Linked DNA regions of Homo sapiens: all the other regions are linked to region 1. Evidence: chromatin contacts called from ENCODE Hi-C or POLR2A ChIA-PET data. All regions are on one chromosome and are shown on one strand. Each heading gives the region's core, a stretch centred on a gene start or an enhancer-like site at or near the end of the contact. The rest is flanking DNA. Distances are from core to core; before and after follow the strand shown.

Region 1 (3,756 bases), core at 922-3,421:
TTCAACTGAATGGCATTGTGTCCTTAATTGACTTTTTTTTTTTTTTTAACTGATGAGAAGGGTGCATGAATAGCTATAGCAACTGAAATTAGATCATGGTATTCAATCACGTAATGTTTTGTTACAAAATATGAAAAATCTGAAAATAAATGTTTACATAATGAATACTACCCTTTATAGGTAAATGATAGAAAATTTACTACTTAAGGCATTCACACAAGGTTACTACATTTGTAATTCAAAGGGAGGCTTACAAGCACATATATCAAGTTCGGGAATTTTCTGGTTTTTTTTTTTTGTTCTAGGAAATTTTTAGAATTAATAGTCTTTATGTAACCTTCCTCTACTCTATCATGTTATTCTCATTCAGTGAAATAGGATTGTAGCGTATCATTGGTCAAAAAACTGCATTAAAAGTCAAGTAAATGGTCATCACTGTACTCACAGTAACTGGAAAATCAAAATGCTTATGGTATGATGTAGATAAAGATCTTATGGTTAACTGAAACAGAAACCAAGAGAAAATTTAAAATAAAAAAAATTGGTCATTTTTTGTTGCTTTAGTTTTTTTTAATCTCAGGGAATTTTTAAATTTTTCATTTATTCTAGGGACTTGGGATACATCAGTTGAACAAAACAGACAAAAATCCCAGCTTCTACTAGGGAAGGCAGACACTAAAAGCTAAACATATCAGATAAATACAGGCATACCTCAGTATCCGAGGGGGATTGGCTCTAGGACCACGACCAGTACCAAAATCCTCTCAGGTCTCTAATATAAAATGATATAGTATTTGCACATAACCCACATATATCCTCCTGTATAAATTATCTATAGATTACTTATAATACAATGTAAGTGCTATGTAAATAGCTGTTATATTGTATTGGTTTTTATTTGTATTTTTAAATTGTTGTGTTTTTTTTCCCAAATATTTTCCATCTGTGGTTGGTTGAATCCAGAAACGCAGAAGCCATGGATGCGGAGGGCTGACTCTGAATTATAAAGATTGTTACAAGGTGGGAAGTGTCATGGGATGAAAGGAAAAATAGTAAGGTAGGAAAGATGGAGAATTTTTTTTTTTTTTGGAACACGTGTCACTCTGTCCAGCCCAAGCTGGAGTGCAGTGGCCTGATGATGGCTCACTGTAACGTAACTCCTGGCCTCAGCCTCCAGAGTACCTGGAACTATAGGTACACGCCAACACACCAGGGTAATTTTTTTTTTTTTTTTTTGTAGAGACAGGGTCTCGCTATGTTGCCCACTCTGTTCTATTTTGAAGGTACAACCAACAAGCTTTCTTGACAGATTGAAAGTGAAAATGAGAGTATGAGAGGAGTTATGGATGATATAAAGTTTTTGGCCTGAGTAACTAGAAATCCTCGCCATCAACCTAGAATGGGGAAGACCATACATTACTTACAGGTTCGAGAGCTTACTTCAGTGGCATTACGCTATCCTTTTGAACTTACGATAAAGTTTTGTAGGCATTTTGGTGGACTGCTGGCTGCTAGATAGGGCACTCATGTTTCTGATTTCTGAGATATGTAAAATACACACCCAAAGGAATCACAGAAGTCTAGTACATGTGTAATTTTCACGCATTTCAAACCAGGTGGTTTAGCCAGCCTTAAACCAGTTAATGACTGATTGAACGATTCTGACTTTTACATGAAAAAGCAGTGGTCAGAGGATGGGCTCTCAACCGCTACTGAGAGACCCCTCATCCCACAACCGCTCAGCACCCACCCACCCACCCTCGCCTGTGCGCGTCCACCGCCCCACAACGTGCGCAGACGTCGCTCCTCCGCACGGATGTCCGCGGCCCGGGCCGGGGTGGGAAGGGGCTCCCCCACGCTCCCGCCCAGGTTTGGTCGCCATCTTTCGGAGCGTCCTTTCCCGCGAGTGCTGCAGTCCCGGATCTCAGGCGTCCGTTAGCTACAGAGGCCAATTCCTAACCCGCGCGGCTCGAATCCCGGGGGTCCCATCGCCTGCCGGCCGATTCGCCCATGCCGGAGGTACGGCGGGGGCGGGGCCTGGCGGGGGGCGGGGCCAGCACTGCGGTCGCTGCAGCTGCGCAACGGCGCCCGCCCCTCCGGCCGCTCTAGGGGCGCGCGCCGCCTCTCGCTCCGCCCAACCCGCGCGCGAGCCTGGGCGGGGAGGGGGAGCCAGGAAGCTGCGAGCGCGCTGGGGAGCGCAGCTGCAGGCGTTGGGGCGGCAGGAGCCGCGGAGCCGGCGCTGAGAGGGGCTGCGGCCGGAGCGGGCGGCTGAGACAAAGGCGACGGTGAGTGCAATGCCAGCCCCAGTCGCGCGTCGGCCGCCACGCCTCGCCCTCTCGGTCCCTTGGGCGGGGTCCCGAAGCCCCGAACCCTCGTCCCTGAGGGCTCTGGGGTGAGCGCGGCCCGGCCTTGCCAGCCGCGCGCTGCGGGCTGTGGGCTGAGCCTGCGTCTTCCATTTCAGGTTTGGGCGAGGTCCTCATGCCCTAGGACCCTGCCTTTGGTTTTTCTTCTGTTTCCTCTGAGGAATGGTTACACGCTCAGTTCAGAATTCACGGCAGGCGGACAGCTGAGGCAGCCAACTGACCGCCTGATGTAAAATGGAAAGGCAGACCCCCCCCCTCCCCCCAACTTTTCACGTCTGGAAGTCGGGAGGGTGGTGCGAGGGGCGGGCGGGGAGGGCCCGGGGTCTCTAGGTGAGGGTTTCGGGGAGCAAAGACACCTGGCTCCGGAGCTCCGACTCTTCGCCTGAGGCGCCCGACGCGTTCAGTCCGCGGGTCCTGCCGCGGTTCGCCCCGGGCCCCGGGCTTGAAAGCCCTTGGCTACCTCGTCGCGGGAGCTGAGCTACTCTTACAGGTTGTTTTACCCAGTGCTTGCAGCTTTAAGTTGCGATTTTAGGCAACGGGTGTGGTAGGTAGCGGCTCCTTGATGCCGCATTAACAGCTGAAAAAGCGCCCCGATCCGCTGACTTCACTATGTGTAAGAAACAACATTGGGGATTCCTCTTTAGCTTGCAATTATTTTAAATGATAAGCTTTTTTAGGGGAATTTTGGGGGGTGATGTGCAGTTTACAAAATCTAAATGTTTCGTTGAAGGGCCTGGCTTATAGTACGTGCTCAGTAAAGTATTTGTTGAATGAATGAATCTTGAAATATCAGACAAAGCTTATCTCACATCTAGTAAAATTTAGGCACATACTCCTTGATTATGATTAAGGAAAGAATGTCGGCAAACAGTATGTATTTTTGATATACGTTTTTTAGTTTTTGTCCCACATAACATACTGTTGATGAACAGTCCGTTCTTACTCTCAATATTATGAACATAGAAAATATATATCAAATTTGGATTTTCTCTTTTGGTTTGAGAGAAGTTGGTATACATTTTCTGTTTCTTAAAAACAGGCCTTATTTCTAATCTTTAAAAATAATGGAGAAGATAAAGAGGGAGTGGGATTGTATTTTGAAACCCAGCTTTCTGTTTCATTATGAATAAAGGAGTTTATGTGTTTTTGAGAAGGGACTGTGGTATGGTCTTGCTGCTTTTTGAGCAAGGGAGAACTCTAAATTTAGGGGGGGAAAAGCTAATGTTGCACTAATATAATAAAATGTCACCATTTACTCAACAGATATTCATTAAGCACCTGTTTATGGGCACAGGCAAAATCCGCAATTATCCTTTTCTTAAACTTGAATGCAAAGTTATTTCCTTATTATTGATGTCGCAAGTGGTGACTGTCTTAAACCCCTAGTGGCTAT
Region 2 (3,756 bases), core at 415-2,914, 4.5 Mb before region 1:
GGGGTTTCACTATGTTGACAGGCTGGTCTGGAACTCCCGACCTCAAGTGATCTGCCCACCTCGGCCTCCCAAAGTGCTGGGATTACAGGCTGAGCCACCACACCCGGCCGGTTTTCTCATCAGTAATTTAGATTTTAAAGTTCCCTTTAAGATTACTTGAATACTTAAAGTCTAAGCTTTTCGATTCTTTATTTCTCAATGAGGTTAAGAAAGGAAGTATTTCATGGCCAGGCGCGGTGGCTCACGCCTGTAATTCTAGCACTTTGGGAGGCCGAGGCGGGCGGATTGCCTGAGATCAGGAGTTCGAGGCCAGCCTGGGCAACACGGTGAAGCCCAGTCTCTACTAAAATACAAAAAATTAGCCGGGTATGGTGGCGTTGGTCCCAGCTACTCAGGAGGCTGAGGCAGGAGAATCGCTTGAACCCGGGAGGTGGAAGTTGCAGTGAGCTGAGATTGTGCCATTGCACTCCAGCCTGGGCGACAGAGCAAGACTCCGTCTCCCTGCCATCCTCCCCCCCACCCCCCCACCCCCCAAAAAGCAAGGAAGTATTTTAGGAAACCGGACAGGAAATAGAACCATTAATAAGGAGAATGTCATCATTCACAGAGTGCCAAAAATTCATCTGGGATGAATATGCAGCTCCCAGTGCTCTTCACTAATTCTTATGTACATGACTTGATTAACAGTTAAAGAATATCCTGGTCTCCATTTCTGCCATTTTAAAAGTAAGTAACCATTAATTACAGAAGCGTTCCTAATAGGTGGTAAGGTGGTCATCTAGGGTATAGCTAAGGGCCAGACTCGAGTCAATTAGAATCCTGGGACCTGTCAAACGCAGTCCTGCGGAGCAGCCTTCAGACAGTGAATCTATAAAATGGATGGTTTCTTTCTTTCTTTTTTGAGACGGGGTCTCCCTGTCACCCAGGCTGGAGTGTAATGGTGCCATCTCGGCTCACTGCAACTTCCCCTTTCCGGGTTCAAGGGATTCTCCCACCTCAGCCTTCCAAGTAGCTGAGATTACAGGCACCCGCCATCATGCCCGGCTAATTTTTGTATTTTTGTAGAGACGGGGTTTCACCATGTTGGTCAGGCTGGTCTTGAACTCCTGAGCTCAGGTGATCCTCCCCCACTCGGCCTCCCAAAGTGTTGGGATTATAGGCGTGAGCCACCGCGCCCGCCCGGATGAATTTTCAAATAGAAACAATCCAGTTTCCCACATCACACGGAGATTGTGTGGATGGGTAATCCATGAAAAGCCTGGTGCTGGCACTCAGTCCCAATAAATGTTAGCTAAAAATTAGGAACTTTTCAAAGGGATGAATGTGCTTTCTAATAGAAGTAGCTGCCAGTGACATCTTGGGAGCCTCTTTTTAAAAGCAAAAAATTATTTCATCTTAAATTTTCACAAGTTCAGATTTTTATGTACCTGATTTTAACGGAGTATGAAACAGCTTGCTCTCGTAGTTACTCACCGTCATATGTTAATCGTATCATTTCTGAGCTGTTTTTTGATTTTACAAACCCTTAAATTAAGAAACGGATTAGGAACCGCCCATTAACACTGTTGGCAAATGATTTAAAATCAGGGTTGCTGGTTTTTCTGTGATAATCTATCGGCTTCAAGACGCACAGATCTCACTTTCATGGAAAGAAGTTGCCTGATACAGTTTTCCACCGGAGAGAAAAATAAAGGCTGGTACTTGGAACCTGCAAGCCGTGCATTTGGAACCTCGGACTCAAGTGCCTATTACGTAATTCCACAGCGTCCCGGCCTCCAGGCCGTTTCCCGAGCCCTCCAGCGGAGCGGGGGATAAGGTTACCACGCCCGCGGTGGCCGGGGACACTCTGAGTTTCGCGTGTGGCTTTTAGGGACGTTTATATTTGAATTTCCCTGAACCGCCGAGTGTGGGCGGTGGCGCAGATCCGTCCCGGAAACCTCCGGGCTCCTTCCCGCCTTTCTCAGGCCCGGCCCCTCCAAGGGGTCCCCGCGGGGCGGCGGGAGGGCCCTGGGCCCAGAGCCGCGCGGGTGGGCAGTCCCAGGCGTCCTTCCTTACAGCCCTGAGCCTGGTCCGGGAACCGCCCAGCCGGGAGGGCCGAGCTGACGGTTGCCCAAGGGCCAGATTTTAAATTTACAGGCCCGGCCCCCGAACCGCCGAAGCGCGCTGCCTGCTCCCCATTGGCCCATGGTAGTCACGTGGAGGCGCCGGGGCGTGCCGGCCATGTTGGGGAGTGCGGCGCCGCGGCCCGCGCCACCTCCGCCCCCCGCGGCTTGCCTCCAGCCCGCCCCTCCCGGCCCTCCTCCCCCCGCCCGCCGCTCCGTGCAGCCTGAGAGGAAACAAAGTGCTGCGAGCAGGAGACGGCGGCGGCGCGAACCCTGCTGGGCCTCCAGTCACCCTCGTCTTGCATTTTCCCGCGTGCGTGTGTGAGTGGGTGTGTGTGTTTTCTTACAAAGGGTATTTCGCGATCGATCGATTGATTCGTAGTTCCCCCCCGCGCGCCTTTGCCCTTTGTGCTGTAATCGAGCTCCCGCCATCCCAGGTGCTTCTCCGTTCCTCTAAACGCCAGCGTCTGGACGTGAGCGCAGGTCGCCGGTTTGTGCCTTCGGTCCCCGCTTCGCCCCCTGCCGTCCCCTCCTTATCACGGTCCCGCTCGCGGCCTCGCCGCCCCGCTGTCTCCGCCGCCCGCCATGGCGACTGCGACCCCCGTGCCGCCGCGGATGGGCAGCCGCGCTGGCGGCCCCACCACGCCGCTGAGCCCCACGCGCCTGTCGCGGCTCCAGGAGAAGGAGGAGCTGCGCGAGCTCAATGACCGGCTGGCGGTGTACATCGACAAGGTGCGCAGCCTGGAGACGGAGAACAGCGCGCTGCAGCTGCAGGTGACGGAGCGCGAGGAGGTGCGCGGCCGTGAGCTCACCGGCCTCAAGGCGCTCTACGAGACCGAGCTGGCCGACGCGCGACGCGCGCTCGACGACACGGCCCGCGAGCGCGCCAAGCTGCAGATCGAGCTGGGCAAGTGCAAGGCGGAACACGACCAGCTGCTCCTCAAGTGAGTGCTAGCTGGCGGCCGCGTTAGCGCCAAGGAGGGGCGGGGGCGCAACCGCGGCGACCAGCTCACCGGGTTCTGCCGTGGGGAGGGAGCAGAGGCCAGGATGCACGCGTCCTTCTGAAGGAACAGGGTCTCGGTCTCCGGAAAGGAGAAAGAATCTAGAGTTCATAGCGGAGCAGGGGTCGCGGAGGGGGCTCGAGCTGTAGCGCTGGGGGGCCGTGATGCCCATTTCTAGATTTTGGATACCCGCTGGGACGTGGTAAGTGCGCGCCTGGGACTGCCGAGAAGGAGCTCCCGCTTTCGCACTCGAATCCGGGGAGCCGGCGCGGAGAGGCGGCCCCTCAGGCCCCAGGTGCGGGGAGCTGGAGCGCGAGCGCGCGCTCGCGTGCGCGCCCCAGTTTCCGGCCGGCGCGAGACAAAGCGTCTAGCGGATTTGCAGTGCCGGGATGGGCGGCCGGGGAGGACTGGCAGCCCGCCTCTAGAATGAATGAGCTTCGCGCGGGCAGAGAGAGGAAGGGGAGGGACCTTCCCGCAGCATCCGCGTCTCCTGGGGGTGGGTCCCGCTTTGGCGCGCTCAGTCTTGGCCCTGTGACGTTTTGCGAAGATTCTACGCCTGCTTTAGGCGGGAGAGAGAGGCGGAGCTTGATCCGTGCGCCTCCAGCCAGCCCCGGGCAAGTTAGGTTTGCTAGCTGGTTAGCTTTCTCTGGGGA
Region 3 (3,756 bases), core at 570-3,069, 3.3 Mb after region 1:
TATTGGGATCCAGGGTTAAGAACAACTGCCATAGGCCCGGTGCGGTGGCTCATGCCTGTAATCCCAGCACTTTGGGAGGCCAAGGCAGGCAGATCACTCTAGGTCAGGAGTTCAAGACCAGCCTGGCCAACATGGTGAAACCCTGTCTCTACTAAAAAAAATTTTAAAAATTAGCTGGTCATGGTGATGCACACCTGTAATCCCAGCTACTCAGGAGGTTGAGGCAGGAGGATCACTTGAGCCCAGGAGGCGGAGGTTGCAGTGAGCCGAGATTGCACCACTGCACTCCAGCCTGAGCTACAAAGCAAGACTCTGTCTCAAAAACAAAAAAAAGCAAAAAAAGCAAAAAGACAACTGCCATAGACTTTTCCCTTCCCTTTGCCTAAAACAGGAGTTCCTGGCTTGGTTGTTCCCTGGAAGCTTCTTTGAGTATTTTTGAGGGGGTGGGGAGTGGAAGCTGTGGCTAGGTTGAAGGAGAGGGAGGGAGGCTCTCCAGCCTGGTTCAAAGATCTAAGCAACGTCAGGGAGTGTGGGTGGGGGCAGTCCACCACTCCATGTCCTTCCCACAGGGGCTGGGGAATTAACAAATTTTTGCCCCACCCCGGACTTGCCGGAGGTGTGAAGGACAGTTCTGGGAGAGACCTGGAGGCCAGCCGCATGTTTTGGAGGGCTACTGTTTGAGGTAGTGTCCTCCTCTGGCCTGGGCAGAGACACAGGCGGAAGGGCAGGCCAAGCGGTGGGGGTTTCCCCAAGCAGGCTGTCTTGAGGTAGAAAGCTGCATTTTCAGGAAGTCAGAGTCCCCAGAAGTCAGCCAGTGGGCAGAGGCCTGGGTCTCTGGACCGGGAGCTGCTGATGCTGATCAAAATCAGCAAGTGCTTAAGAGTACCTAGTGGGCCTAGCTCAGTGCTGGGGACAGAAAGCACAGGCCCTGTCCCTGGGGAGCTTGTCCTTTGTCAGCAGGATGCAGGTGCTACACAGGAAGGTGTCTGTTATGGGAGGTGCAGCCTGGCTTTGCCAAAACACCCAGGCTTTGCCCGAGGACATCTGTGACCCCAGGCGAGTGAGCCTCAGAGCCCTTATCATAGAGTTCTGCCCTGGGTCCTCCCAGGGAGTTGATGATCTGTAGATGTGACTCCTTCCCGAGACTCATGGAGCCCTGGGGGGTGAAGGGAACCCCAGAGGTGAGTGGGGCAGGAGGTGGGGAGTGTCGGGTAAAGCAGGCCACCCTGAGCTGGAAGCCTGGATGGTGGGAGTGGGGATTCAGCTGTCAGCTCCTCTATAGGCTGTGGTGACAAATTAGTACATCCCTAGTTGCATGTACCACTGAGGCCCTTCACCAATGTGTAGCACTTAGTCCCTGGGGAAGGGGCCTGAGAGAAGCCTCTGCTGCCAGCAAGAGGGTGTCCCCCAGACCCAGTGTCCTTGAAAGTCCCTCTATATGGAGTGCCACCCCCCACTCCCCCAAAAAACACAGCGAGTGGAGATGCAGCTTCTTAGCTCAACCCATGCTTTTAAAAATGGAATCCTCCTTCTACCCTGGGTGAAGGGTAAAGACAGGGGTGGCCAGATTGTGTTGGGGCTCCAAACCACAGGATAAATAAGATGCCTTCTGAGGAGCAGAGGTGTTATCCAGATGTTTGAAATGCCATTTTATAGTAGAACAATGAAGGCGTATGGTACAGTAAAATGCAAAATGCCCATAATTTGATAGATAAAACAGGAGAATCCAAAAAAAGGTTTTGTGCTTGCCCTTGTGGTTTTGAGCCAAGTTTCCAGCCCACCAGCAGTTCCTTTGCTACCCTGTGAGGCAGGCGGGTTGGGGCGAGCCCTTCCGCTAGGCTAAGTGCCTGCTTTCTGAGACTCACACTGCCTTTCTCTGGGGTGGGGGGCAGGATCCACTTCTATAGTTGGAAACGTTGCTGCTCCGCCAGCTGGAAGGGCCTCCTGGCCTCTGGGACTTGTCTTGCAAAAGAAATGTGTGTAATAAATTCTCTTTAAGAGCAGGAAGTGCTGTTATCCTCATGAAAATAAAAGAAAGAGACGTTGAGTGGGGTTTTTTTTTTTTTAAGTGTCTTACGAACTTAGCCTAGTGGTAGCTTGCAACACAACTGGGCAGGGGGTAGCTATTCTCATAGCCCTTCTTTCGTGTTTTATACTGAATTTTAACTGCATAAGTTTGCTCTTGGCTGGGAAACTCTTTATCAGGTTCCGGCCCAGAAAAGATTTTTTAAAAGAAGAGCCCTCTGTGTCTTGCAAGCAGTATTGCTGTGGTTAAAGGACAGTGGGGACCTCACACAAGTGGTTTCACCTTTCTGAATCTCAGTCTCCACATCTGTAAAATGGGGGTAATATGAATTAGGAGCCACGATATATGTAAAACTTTAACATAATACCTGACATGCCTTAACAGGGCAATTACCTTTCTCTGTTAGCTGTCATTTCTAATGAGATGAGGTGCTCAGAAAACAATTGTGATGAGGTTGGCTCTTTAAGTACAGACCTTCAAACTTTCCTTGAGGGGTGAGGAAGAAGGCACCACTTCCAGCTCTACGTTGGGACTTTTGGTGTAGACAGATGTCCAGGAGAGATTGTCCTGGCCAAAGCCATTTTAATTGGCTTTGGGACAGTGACCAAGACCAGTTTCTCAGTTTCACCTGGAAGAATCCTGCCAGCCTCCTGCCTCTTCTCTCCCTGCTAAGACAGGGCAGGAAAGTTTAGTCATACTTCATACAAATCCTGGGATTCATTCATTCATTCATTCACTGACTCTTTACACAAGCATTTCGTTTTTTGTTTTTTTGTTTGTTTGTTTGTTTGTTTGTTTGTTTTGAGACAGGGTCTCCCTCTGTCACCCAGGCTGGAGTGCAGTGGCATGATCTCAGCTCACTGCAGCCTCTACCTCCTGGGCTCAGGCAGTCCTCCCGCTTGAGCCCCCCAGGTAGTTGGGACTACAGGCAAGCCACCATAACTGGCTAATTTTTGTTCCACAAGCATTTCTTGAGTACCTGCTGTGTGTCAAACACTGTGCCAAAAGCAGGCACAGTGATAAACAGGACATATGCAGTCCCTGTCTTCTTGCAGCTTGACTATTAGAAGAGATGGACATTAAAAATATAATTGCACAAATAGGCTGGGCGTGGTGGCTCACACCTGTAATCCCAGCACTTTGGGAGGCTGAGGTGGGTGGATCACTTGAGGTCAGGAGTTCGATACCAGCCTGGCCAAGATGGTGAAATCCTGTCTCTACTAAAAACATAAAAATTAGCTGGGCGCGGTGGCCGGTGCCTGTAATCCCAGCTACTCAGGAGGCTGAGGCAGGAGAATCGCTGGAACCTGGGAGGCGGAGGTTGCAGTGAGCCGAGATCACACCACTGCACTCCAGCCTGGGTGACAGAACGAGACACCGTCTCAAAAAAAAAAAAATGTGTATATATAATTACACAAGTAATTATATTTTGTAGTGTGGTAACTGCTGGAGCTTTTCTCTTAAGTAACTAAATTTCCTCTTGGTGCCTCTTAGTTTGAAATACTCTGTGATACAGTAGTTCACCCCTTGAGAAAAGGAAGCAGAGAACCAAAGTCCCAGGATGAAGTGTTCAAATCTTAGCTACAAATCTTGAGATTGTATATTAAACCTTGTAGCCTGGTGTCTACTGGCCATGTGGTTAGTGCACAGTGAAAGTTGCCTTTTGTCACTATCTTTATTTGCTCTTGGAGGTCACTCATGCTCTGCTTTCTTGCAGAGTTCTTCCTAGG

What was found. Hi-C counts contacts between places; a loop is a spot of excess contacts on that map. ChIA-PET counts read pairs that join two places held with the same protein, here RNA polymerase II (POLR2A). Pooled maps may share reads with other maps.
Region 2: a loop to region 1 is called in a pooled map, with 11 times the contacts of the local background. The contact joins the promoter of LMNB1-DT here to the promoter of CDC42SE2 in region 1. A Hi-C loop is called at or near these places in 1 of 37 single-sample maps with no recorded cell type and 10 of 50 pooled maps. POLR2A ChIA-PET finds 5 or more read pairs at or near these places in 4 of 52 experiments (MCF 10A, WTC11, activated CD4-positive, alpha-beta T cell and 1 more).
Region 3: a pooled map shows a loop between it and region 1 (3-fold over the local background). The contact joins the enhancer-like site here to the promoter of CDC42SE2 in region 1. A Hi-C loop is called at or near these places in 2 of 50 pooled maps. POLR2A ChIA-PET finds 5 or more read pairs at or near these places in 2 of 52 experiments (OCI-LY7 and naive thymus-derived CD8-positive, alpha-beta T cell).

What each region holds. Positions count from the first base shown.
Region 1 is chr5:131,261,882-131,265,637 of GRCh38, forward strand. CDC42SE2 (CDC42 small effector 2) reads left to right here and starts at 2,172. Exons shown (of 5, transcript NM_001375635.1): 1 at 2,172-2,285. RefSeq lists enhancers at 1,456-1,505, 2,634-3,451 and silencers at 1,626-1,695, 1,706-1,755, 1,786-2,435.
Region 2 is chr5:126,774,822-126,778,577 of GRCh38, forward strand. LMNB1-DT (LMNB1 divergent transcript) reads right to left here and starts at 1,665. Exons shown (of 4, transcript NR_134485.1): 1 at 1,474-1,665. LMNB1 (lamin B1) reads left to right here and starts at 2,315. Exons shown (of 11, transcript NM_005573.4): 1 at 2,315-3,046. The coding sequence starts at 2,688. RefSeq lists silencers at 1,092-1,141, 1,792-2,441, 2,642-2,721, 3,032-3,081, 3,292-3,401 and an enhancer at 2,076-2,876.
Region 3 is chr5:134,543,358-134,547,113 of GRCh38, forward strand. All of the region lies in intron 3 of JADE2 (jade family PHD finger 2), which reads left to right. Among named protein-coding and RNA genes, the nearest start is that of JADE2, 20 kb to the left of the region's middle. RefSeq lists enhancers at 244-343, 444-673, 774-1,043, 1,104-1,203, 1,464-1,803. Within about 2 kb of position 1,820, at least 20 of the 41 ENCODE cell types and tissues checked have a DNase peak (open chromatin) inside an H3K27ac peak, as active enhancers do; they include OCI-LY7, where a contact is called at or near this core.